Regions from separate parts of the Homo sapiens genome. Here region 2 is linked to region 1. The links are chromatin contacts, found by Hi-C or POLR2A ChIA-PET in ENCODE. All regions are on one chromosome and are shown on one strand. Each heading gives the region's core, a stretch centred on a gene start or an enhancer-like site at or near the end of the contact. The rest is flanking DNA. Distances are from core to core; before and after follow the strand shown.

What was found. A loop is a pair of places that touch in the nucleus more often than their neighbours do. ChIA-PET counts read pairs that join two places held with the same protein, here RNA polymerase II (POLR2A). Pooled maps may share reads with other maps.
Region 2: a loop to region 1 is called in a map of prostate gland, with 2.2 times the contacts of the local background. The contact joins the promoter of NFAM1 here to the enhancer-like site in region 1. A Hi-C loop is called at or near these places in 11 of 168 maps with a recorded cell type or tissue (B cell, CD8-positive, alpha-beta T cell, Caco-2 and 7 more), 7 of 37 single-sample maps with no recorded cell type and 17 of 50 pooled maps. POLR2A ChIA-PET finds 5 or more read pairs at or near these places in 4 of 52 experiments (CD4-positive, alpha-beta memory T cell, MCF 10A and WTC11).

Annotation. Positions count from the first base shown.
Region 1 is chr22:42,315,005-42,319,703 of GRCh38, reverse strand. It overlaps a transcript of TCF20 not described here. Among named protein-coding and RNA genes, the nearest start is that of TCF20, 47 kb to the right of the region's middle. RefSeq lists enhancers at 534-1,431, 4,173-4,699. Within about 2 kb of position 1,848, at least 10 of the 41 ENCODE cell types and tissues checked have a DNase peak (open chromatin) inside an H3K27ac peak, as active enhancers do; they include mammary epithelial cell, prostate gland and sigmoid colon, where a contact is called at or near this core.
Region 2 is chr22:42,429,611-42,434,309 of GRCh38, reverse strand. It overlaps NFAM1 (NFAT activating protein with ITAM motif 1), which reads left to right and starts at 1,907. Exons shown (of 6, transcript NM_145912.8): 1 at 1,907-2,073. The coding sequence starts at 1,953.

The sequences.
Region 1 (4,699 bases), core at 599-3,098:
TTGTCCTCAGTTCCTCCATCTGGGAAATGGGGATCCTGATACTCATCGGGGGTTAGGAATCATGGTTGCAAAGTTCCAGCGCTGGTAGAAGTGAAAACCCTGCCCGTTGACTACTTGCTTCCTCATTTGATTCTGTGGGCTCAAATAATGTCCTATTTTACTGGGAGGGAATTGAAGGTCTGAAAGGGAAATGGCTTGCCCAGAGCCCTGCTGGCCAGGCTCAGGAGGCAGGGGAGGTCTGGGGAGAGAAGCCTGGGATGAGGTCCCCTGTCTCCCCAACACACACGATGAGAGCCCCCATGGCTTTCCATGGCTGCCCAGGCAGGAGTGGAGCCGGGGTTGCTTGGAGCACTTGGGGAGTTTAGAGCAGCAGCAGGTGGCCTGGCCCCCAGATCCCCATGCCTGTGGAGTGGAAGGGCAGGGCCAGAGGAGTACTCTTCCCCATGCTGTATGTGCTGCTTGGAATGTCCTCCCACAGCCCCCAGCCAAGTCTTCACCCTTCAAGCCTTAGCTCTGGCCAGCACCTCCTCCAGGAAGTCTTCCTAGACTTTACGTGTGACGGTCACATACCTCCTTAGTGTCCCCATAGCACCATCTCTGCCCTCCCACGGCCAGCCTGAATGTTCCCTGCATGTGGGGCTGTGTCTGAGTCCTCTCATGCCCCCCTAGTACCCCTTACAAGGTGTGGCACAGAGCAGGTGTCAGAGAATGCCTTTAGAACACAGCTGGAGTGATCTCAGGTCAGGGCAGTGCCAGGGCCCTAAGCTCCATTGGGCAGGTGCCTCTGCTGGCTGATTTCATGGCCCCAGGCCTCAGCTGGCCACAGGGTCAATCAGGAGCACCCCACACACCCAGGCATGGAGGTGGCCAGTGCCCCCCACCCCCATACTGGGACCTGCTTATGAACAGCAGGCCTTGATGGCATCCCTGTGTCTGGAAGTACCAGAGCAGTGGCAGCTGAGACAGCAGTGCCCTCATAAGCCCTGGGCTTCCACAGAAACCCCAGGTCACCTGCAGCCTGGTGGCTGGGGGCCTGGAGTCATCCCTCACTCGTGGTCCCTGATGAAGGCTTGGCTGGGCAGTGCTAGGGCTCACTGGGCAGAGGGCGGCATCCTGACTCCTGCCTGGCCCGGGCCTGCTCCCTGGAATCATCCCTGAGTGCCAGCCTCTGTTCTTCGTCTTAATGAGGAAAGCTCTTCTCTCCTCCCTGCCATCCCCCCTTCTTCCAAAATGAATTTACCGTTCCGCTGCGCCGCACTCCTCCCTCCTCCTCCTCCCCTCTCCTCTCACAGGCCGCGAGGGAAGTGGAGGGTGTTATTGTATATTTTAGCCAATTGTTCCCTGTACGCCCTAGTCTTTTTGGGGTGGGGCTGGGGGGATGGGGAAGTAAGTAAATTATATATTGAACTCCTAACTGGAGCTGAGGCCTTGTGGTTTCCATGGCAACTGGGCTGGAAATAGCTCGGCGTGACATCAGCATGGTACAGGTATAGCCAGATCCAGCCGTTCCCCAAACAAGCTGGCTCCAAGGGGAGCAAGAGATGTGCGGCTAATTAGCATATGCAAATCATACCTGGCGAGCAGGGCGGGGCCTGTGGTGCCCCGTTGGGGCCTGTGGCCATGGCCAGGGCCTCTGGCAGGTAAGCGGGCCGGGGGTGCTTGTGGGGTCAAGGCCCAGGCTGCCCTGGGCACACGCCCCTGTGCAGGGGCTTGTCTGGGCCTGGGCCTGCCTGCCCCATAGGGCTCTGGGAGTGTGGCCAATGGGGCTGCCAGGGGATGGACAGGCATGCACGGCAGGCAGCCAGGAGGGTGCCCCGCCTGGGCTCGAGTGGGATCTGGCTCTTACTGGCTCATGGGTGCCTTTGAAGCTGGCTACCTAATTGGGCCCTGCTGGCTGCCTGCCATTTTTCTCTGTAGCGTTGTGAGGGAGGGATCGCCCTGTGCCCACCTCGGCTCCCTTCTTCCACCCTCCCCACTGCTGGACCGTGGGAAAGGCCCACAGAACCCCCACCCTCCCGCTGTCCTGCGGCTGAGTCTACACCCCTTTCCCCCCCAGCCCCCAGCGGGAATGCAGGAGCAGAGCCCTCCTCTGAGGGTGCTGCCTTGGGCCAGTCACTTGGCCTCTCCGAGCCTCAGTTTCCACCTTGGTGAGATGGGGGTATTTTTCTTTGCCCATGTACCAGGTAGTGAGTGGGTAATGAGGTGACACTGGGGAAGGGCCTAGGTGGGCTTGGTGGGCCAGACATAGTGGGAGGAAAAGGAGATTTTCCGTCATCTGTGTTTAAATCGAAGCTCCGTCACCCAGCGCCGCCCCTCCTTCCCCACCACACACATAAACACGCACTCTAGGGAGACTTGAGAACTTGCAGTAAATTTCTGGGCGAGGTGAAATATTGCCACCTTCAGTGTGGTGATTTCCACGCTAGGGCTCTTGGCTGAACCTCCGACATTCAAGCTGGGAGTGCTCTGTGGCTAAATGAGATAATTTATTCATTTCAGCAAATGTTGAGGGTGTGCCGAGTGAGGGCGGGCGGGGAAGGTGGGGTGAGTCAGACGTGGCCAAGCACACAGAGCGCTCAGTCTGCAGGGGAGGCAGACGGATAGTGTTGCCAGTGCTCTTTGGGGGATTTGGGGTGTCTGGGAAGAGTGTTGAGGACATGGGACCATTGAAGATGCCTTACGGCCATGCCAGAGTCCACTTGGCAGCAAAGGGGTAAGGAAGGGCATTCCAGGAAGAGAAAAGCAGTGGGCACAGACGGGAAAAGACGCCTGGCACTTGGGGAAAGGGCGACGCTTGGCTGGAGTGAAGTGGTGGAGATGAGACCAGAAAGTTCTGCCAGTGTCAGCTTCAGAGGGGCTGGAGGCCAAAGAGTTTGACTGTGATCCAGGAGGTGGTGGGAGCTATCGATGGCCCTTGAGCAGGGAAGTGATGTGTTCGGATCCTGGCTTCAGCAAGAAAAGGTGGGCCAGCAGGGCGCAGTGGCTCACGCGTGTAATCCTAGCACTTTGGGAGGCCGAGGAAGGCGGATCACTTGAAGTCAAGTTCAGGACCAGCCTGGCCAACATGGTGAAACCCCGTCTCTACTAAAAATACAAAAATCAGCCGGGCGTGGTGGCGCATGCCTGTAGTCCCAGCTGCTCAGGAGGCTGAGACAGGCGAATCGCTTGAACCTGGCAGGTGGAGGAGGAGCCTCTGCCCACCTCGCCCTTCTCTGACCCTCCAGGCTCTGACAGATTAACTTGTGGGCCAGTCTGTCTCCTTGAGTATGTGTGGTGTGCCCCTGCTGCATGGGTGCAGGGAAGGCCCAGGGGACTGAACTGAGCAGAGACTCCCATGCTAGTGCTCTTTTGGGTGTCACATTTTCACAGGGTCAGCGTTTGGGAGCATCTTCTCATCACCACTCTGGCCCTGGAAGCCTGCAGGCACTTTGCAGTCTTTATTCCATTTGTGCCTGGTGACTTTCCTAGCCTGCAAACCTGCCTGGGTCCCTTCTTCCTTGGAAGCTGCCAGGGCTCCCTGGTGCTCGGATAAAGTCCAAATCCTGCCTTGATGTGGCCTCTTGTCTTTAAATCTTTTTTTTTTTTTTTTTTTTTTTGAGACAGAGTCTTGTTCTGTCACTCAGACTGGAGTGCAGTGGCGCGATCTCAGCTCACTGCAACCTCCGCCTCCTGGGTTCAAGCGATTCTCCTGACAACGAGTAACCTGGATTACAGGCATGCACCACCACGCCCAGCTAATTTTTTGTATTTTTAATAGAGACGGGATTTCACCATGTTGGCCAGGATGGTCTCAAACTCCTGACCTCAAGTGATCCACCCACCTCGGCCTCCCAAAGTGCTGGGATTACAGGCGTGAGCCACCACGCCCAGCCTTGTCTTTATATCTTTACTCCTGCTGTTCCCTCTGCCTGGATGCCTTTCTTGTCTCCTCCACCTGGGGCTACCTCTGGTTCATCTGCCACTCTAATGATGCCTCCTCTGGGTAGTCCTCTCTGACCAGCCCTGTCCCAGGATGGTAGATGTCTTATGTGCCCCCCTCTCTGGCCCCCTAGGCTTCCCTCATTCATGGCACTGTCCACACCTTCCTGAAGCCACCAGCTTCAGTGAGGAAGTCTCACTCAGTGTTGGCCCCATGGCCAGCCCAGGACTTTGCCCAGAGGTAGAACCAGTGAAAGTTTGTTGAGTGAATAGGCAAGGGAGTGGATGTTGCTCTTCCTGCCTATGTCCAGCCCATTCCACCTGCCTGGGCTGCCCTCCTTTCCTCTCTTACCCTGTGTGCCTGGCCTGGATACCCCAGCTTCAAGCTGCCTGTCCTTCAGAGAGTCCTTCCTCTCTGAGCCTGTCCTCACCTGCAGCCCACCTGCCATGAGGACCCCAGATGGAGCCCACTGTGGTGCCTCTCCTGCACCCCCAGCATGGTGTGTGAGCACCCTGGGGCTCCCACTGGCTTCTCCCACTTTTCATTGCTTCAGGCCCCCATTAGGTGGCTGGTGATTGCTGACAGACTGAACTGTTCCAGAACCTCCCCTGTCAGGACTGCCCTGGGGAAATCTCTAGAGGTGTCCACAGCCTCCTGTCTGCCCCCTCCCTGCTTGGGTCTCCTCAGACCATTCCTTGATTCCAGGTTTCTGAAAAATTGTGTGAAAACTGGCTTTGTGTCATCAGATCCAATTTCCTGCCACCTCTTACTTTTAAAGGA
Region 2 (4,699 bases), core at 658-3,157, 110 kb before region 1:
CCTTCATATCAAGCCTGGAGGAAGGCTTCTCCCTGCCTTATGCTCACCCATCCGTCCATTCCTGCACCCCCTGGGCCAGGCTCAAGAAGGAGAGGGGAGGAAGACAGGCAGCTCAGGCAGGCAAGCGTGGAAACCAGGTGTGCAGCAGGCTAGACCCAGACTCAGAGGCGGCAGAACTCCCGGGAGTCCGAGGTACAGAGTTGGGGTGTGGGGGGCACCGTGACAGGCTGAGAGGTAGGGTCAGTGAGCTGGCACAGGGGCAGGAGCGGAGGCGGCACCAGGGCTGGAAGAGCAGGCTCCCTTGTTCCGAGGCAGTTTGGCATTCAGCTGCCTCCCAGTGCCAAGTCGTAATGAGACTTGTAGAGGCACAGACCGATGCTTTTCCAATGCTCCCCGTGTACCCTGAGGCATTGACACGAGGTCTATCACCATGGCATCAAGGTGCTTAGACAACCTGCTACTCCCAGGAGCCAGGAATAGCGTGAAGCAGCGGGTCTGCATCTCACTGTGACATATGTGAGCATGTATCACTGTGATGGATCAACAGTCAATAACACTGGGGTCCCCGCCTGCCCCCTGCGCGGTAGGAAACTTCTCCTGTTCATATGTCTTCCTCCCCTGGTGGGCGGCCCCTGCTCTTGCCAGCCTCCCAGTGCTCGTGGCATTGGTGGAAACGTCTTTAGGCTTTCACTGTTCATGTTTGGAGCAGCCCAGGGAAAAGCATGTGTGCAAAGAACTGAAATGGATCTCATGATGCCGTCACCGGGGGCTGCAGCTGGACACACCTGAGCAGGCAGTAGCAGGGTGGGAGAAGGCTCGGACATCATACCACTGGCAGTTCAAATGCCCGCCCCACAGACCTGCCCTGATCCTAGGCATGTTGTTTTGCCTCCTGGGGCCGAGGTCTTCTCTTTTGTACAACTGGGATCATCACATTTATCTGGTGAGTGAAGGGACACCTGCAGAGAAGGGAGGTAAGCGCTCAGCATGCGCTGAAACTCAGCCACCTTCCCGCCTGCGTCTTCCATGTACCAGGTGCCTCCAGCTCCACCAGCCATCACCACACCCCAGCCCCTTTCCTCTGCCACTCCAGACACGCAGGCAGATGTGTGGGTGCCAAGGGTGAGGGGCTCCCAGTCTGCTGGGGAAGGGGGTCCCGGCAGCAAACAATTCCTGTCCCCGGCTGATGCTGCTAGAAGTGAGAGCAGGGGCTGTGACCTGCAGCCAATGGGGAAGCAGTTCGAGGGTCTCACAGTTGGGAGGCCGAGTGAGCTAAGCTTTAGGGCAGCCACAGGGAGGAGCTGACGTTAGAGATGGACCAGAGAGGAGGCGTCTCCTGGGCCTCTGCAGGGGACCCACAGAGGTTCTCGCTGGGTGAATGATGGGCAGCCTGCCTTTCACCTGCCCTGGGTGTTTGGCCCTCTCTAGGGCTGGGAACATGAGGCTCCTGCCCTTCACCCCAGCCTCCCTACCACCCCTCACCAAAAAACCTACCTTTGGTAAACACATTATTAAGGGATTCTCAGAATATTTTAGAGAAGTTTGTGTGAACATGCTTGTGGTCGTTTTAAAAGTGTTTCAGAAGTGAGAGGCTAAACCAAGGCCCGAAGTCACTCATGGAAATCCCATGATCCCTCTGCACAGTTACCAGTGTCTCCTGGACGGGGCCCCTGCTGGAAAGGGGCCGAGACAGGGTGAAGCCCACCAGGGGTTGGAGTGGGGAGGCTTGGGTCCCGTCTCCAGCTCTTCTTCTGGTTGTGTGGCCTGGACCAGTCTCAGTGCCAGGTTCCTCATCTGGCGGCCACCCTGCTGGGCTGTTCCAGCTTTGCTTCTGAGCGGAAGGTCAGGGGCTGCCAGGGAGGAGCTTCGTGGGGAAAGCAAAGGGGAAGCTGTCAGCGCCGGCCGTCCCCTCCTGTGAACTAAAGAGTCGCCGCAGACAAGCAGGCCCCCAGATGGAGAACCAGCCTGTGAGGTGGCGGGCCCTGCCAGGCCTCCCACGCCCTCCTGGGCTCCCCGCAGCCCCCTGGCTCCTCCTTGGCGTGCTGCTGCTGCCCGGGACCCTGCGACTGGCAGGTAGTGTCTGTCTTCCTCCTTCTCTCTACTCTCTCGCTCCAGAACATCAGAGCGGCTTTCATCCCGCCCGGCGCAGCTAATTCCCAGGGACCTGTCTCTGGGGATTTGCTGGTTGTCGTTTGAACGCTGCAGACTTCACAGGGGAAGCCTTCTGGGACCGAGAAGATGTTTAGCTAATGCCTTGCCAAGGTGGCTTTTGAAGGGGAGGGGGACAGCGCTCTCTCCCTCGCTGCTGTGACAGCTTTGCCCCAGCAGTCTGGCCTCCTGGCCCTTAAACAAGGAGGGTGGGCGCTGTGTGGCTGGGGCCAGGGGCGGGGCAGGGGGGAGGGACAGCTCCCCATCCGAGGAACCTCACGTGGCTGCTGCGGGGGACACTGCGTTGAACCTGGCAAGTGGTGGGGCTACCCTCTGGGTTGTTGCTGGCATTGGCCAGGGAGAGCGGGGAGAGGGGGGAGGGGGGGATACCAGGGCCAGCCACAGGGCTCTGCGCCCAGAGGCACAAAACTGTCAGTCACCAGAAAGGGTCTCACCTCCCAGTTCCTGAAACACAACCAGAGGCCAAGTGTTTTAGGATGCAAGTGTGTCTTTCCACGCCAGCGGCGCTCCTTTCCTGGTTCCAGGCTTTCTTGGAAGCTGGGTGGCCGGGATCCGAGCCAAGCTGTGGGGTAGGTAGCCTCAGGGCCAGTTCATCAGGCCAGGGACGGCCCAGGAGGGTCCCATTCCAGGGCTGCCAGCACGAGGGCTCAGTGAATTCTGCCAGATTCTCTCTGCCCCTCCTTGGCCGGGCAGCAGCCAACCCTCCCTCTGGCCAAAGGGGTGGCCTCCACTGTGGAGACAGGGTGCCTTCCTTTCTATTCTCTTAGTTTATGGGGCTTTCAAGAGCTGCCCCCACCCTGTCCTGCTGCACCCCCTCTCATGACCACAAATTAGGCTTTATGGAGCCCTTAGCAGGGCACGTACTGGCCACCCTCACAGCACCCCTTGGGGCTCCTATTGTCCTCACCTGCACCATTTTAAGGACAGGGAAAAGGAGGCCCAGGGAAGCCAGTTCGTTTGCTCAAGACCTAGCCGGTAAGTAGAGGCCAGCCTCAGCCCCAGGCCAGCCTCAGCCCCAAGCTGGGCCCCTCGGCCAGTAGGCTCAGAGGATCCTCTTACTTGTAAAGAATGTTCTTCACCGGAAACTTACCCTGGGGAGGCAAAGGCTGACCTGTGTGTACCTCCCCAGGCTGCAGCCCAGAGCCCTAGGACACCATCTCCTTTAATCCTGTGCACGCCTCGCCCCACACCCCAGACAGTTGGTGCAAACACGGCCAGACCCCGGAAATGCAGCCTGTTAGTGTCAATGTGTCTCAACTACAGTCATTTTTAATTTAATTTCCCCCCAATTCCCATCCTTTCCCTTTGTGTGGTTCCTCCTCCCCAAAAGACACCCAGCACACCCTGGTAACCGAGCAGTAAGAGGTTTTATGGGGTGCTACTGGGGAAAAGCTCTTTTGTAACAGTCTCAACTATAACAAAACATTCCCAGTGCCACCCCCTCCCACCCGGTATTGCAACAAACATTACATAAAAGAGAAACTGTTCTTTCACAAGAGGTGAAAACACCCTTACGGTGTCCTAGAGTCCCTTGGAGCAGCAGACAAACCCCCACCCATGATTTTTTTTTTTTTTTTTTTTTTTGAGAGTTTCACTCTTGTCACTCAGGCTGAAGTGCAATGGCGCCATCTTGGTTCACGGCAACCTCTGCCTCCTGGGTTCAAGTGATTCTCCTGCCTCAGCCTCACGAGTAGCTGGCACTACAGGTGCCCACCACCATGCCCAGCTAATTTTTGTATTTTTAGTAGAGACAGAGTTTTGCCATGTTGGCCAGGCTGGTCTTGAACTCCTGACCGCAGGTGATCTGCCCGCCTCAGCCTCCCAAAGTGCTGGGATTACAGGCGTGAGCCACTGTGCCCGTCCTGTTTTTATTTTTTTGAGACAGGGTCTCGCTCCGTCCACCAGGCTGGAGTGCAGTGGTGCAATCTCAGCTCACTACAACCTCTGCCTCCCTCACTCAAATGATCCTCCCACCTCAGCCTCCCGAATAACTGGAACCACAGCGTGTGCCACCACACCCAGCTATTTTTTAAATTTTTTCGTAGAGATAGAGACTCACAGTGTTGCCCAGGCTGGTCTCGAACTCCTGACCTCAGGTGATCCACCCGCCTTGGCCTCCCAAAGTGCTGGGATTACAGGCGTGAGCCACTGTGCCCAACCCCCAACCCGCTCTTTGTCCTACCCCTGTGCATCCCCCTTCATCTATCTGTCACTCCATGTCACACCCCTGCCTTCTCGTCTCAGAGCTTTGAGGGTTTGCTGGAAGGAATCTTGCCCCTCCCACATCTTCCAAACCTCCCCTGACCGTAACCATCAGCCTTAACCATCAGCCTGGTGCAACCAGCTCTGCCACCTGTCAGTACCAACCCAGCTTGCATCCCTCAGCTGTGTCCACAGGGGTGTCACTGAAGGCCAGCGTCCCTGATTCTGCATCGTATCCCTGAACTTGCGAGAGGATGCTGGCTTAGGAGTACAGGCCAGGGGCATTCATCTTCAGTTTGATTTTTTATTTATTTATTTATTTTGAGAC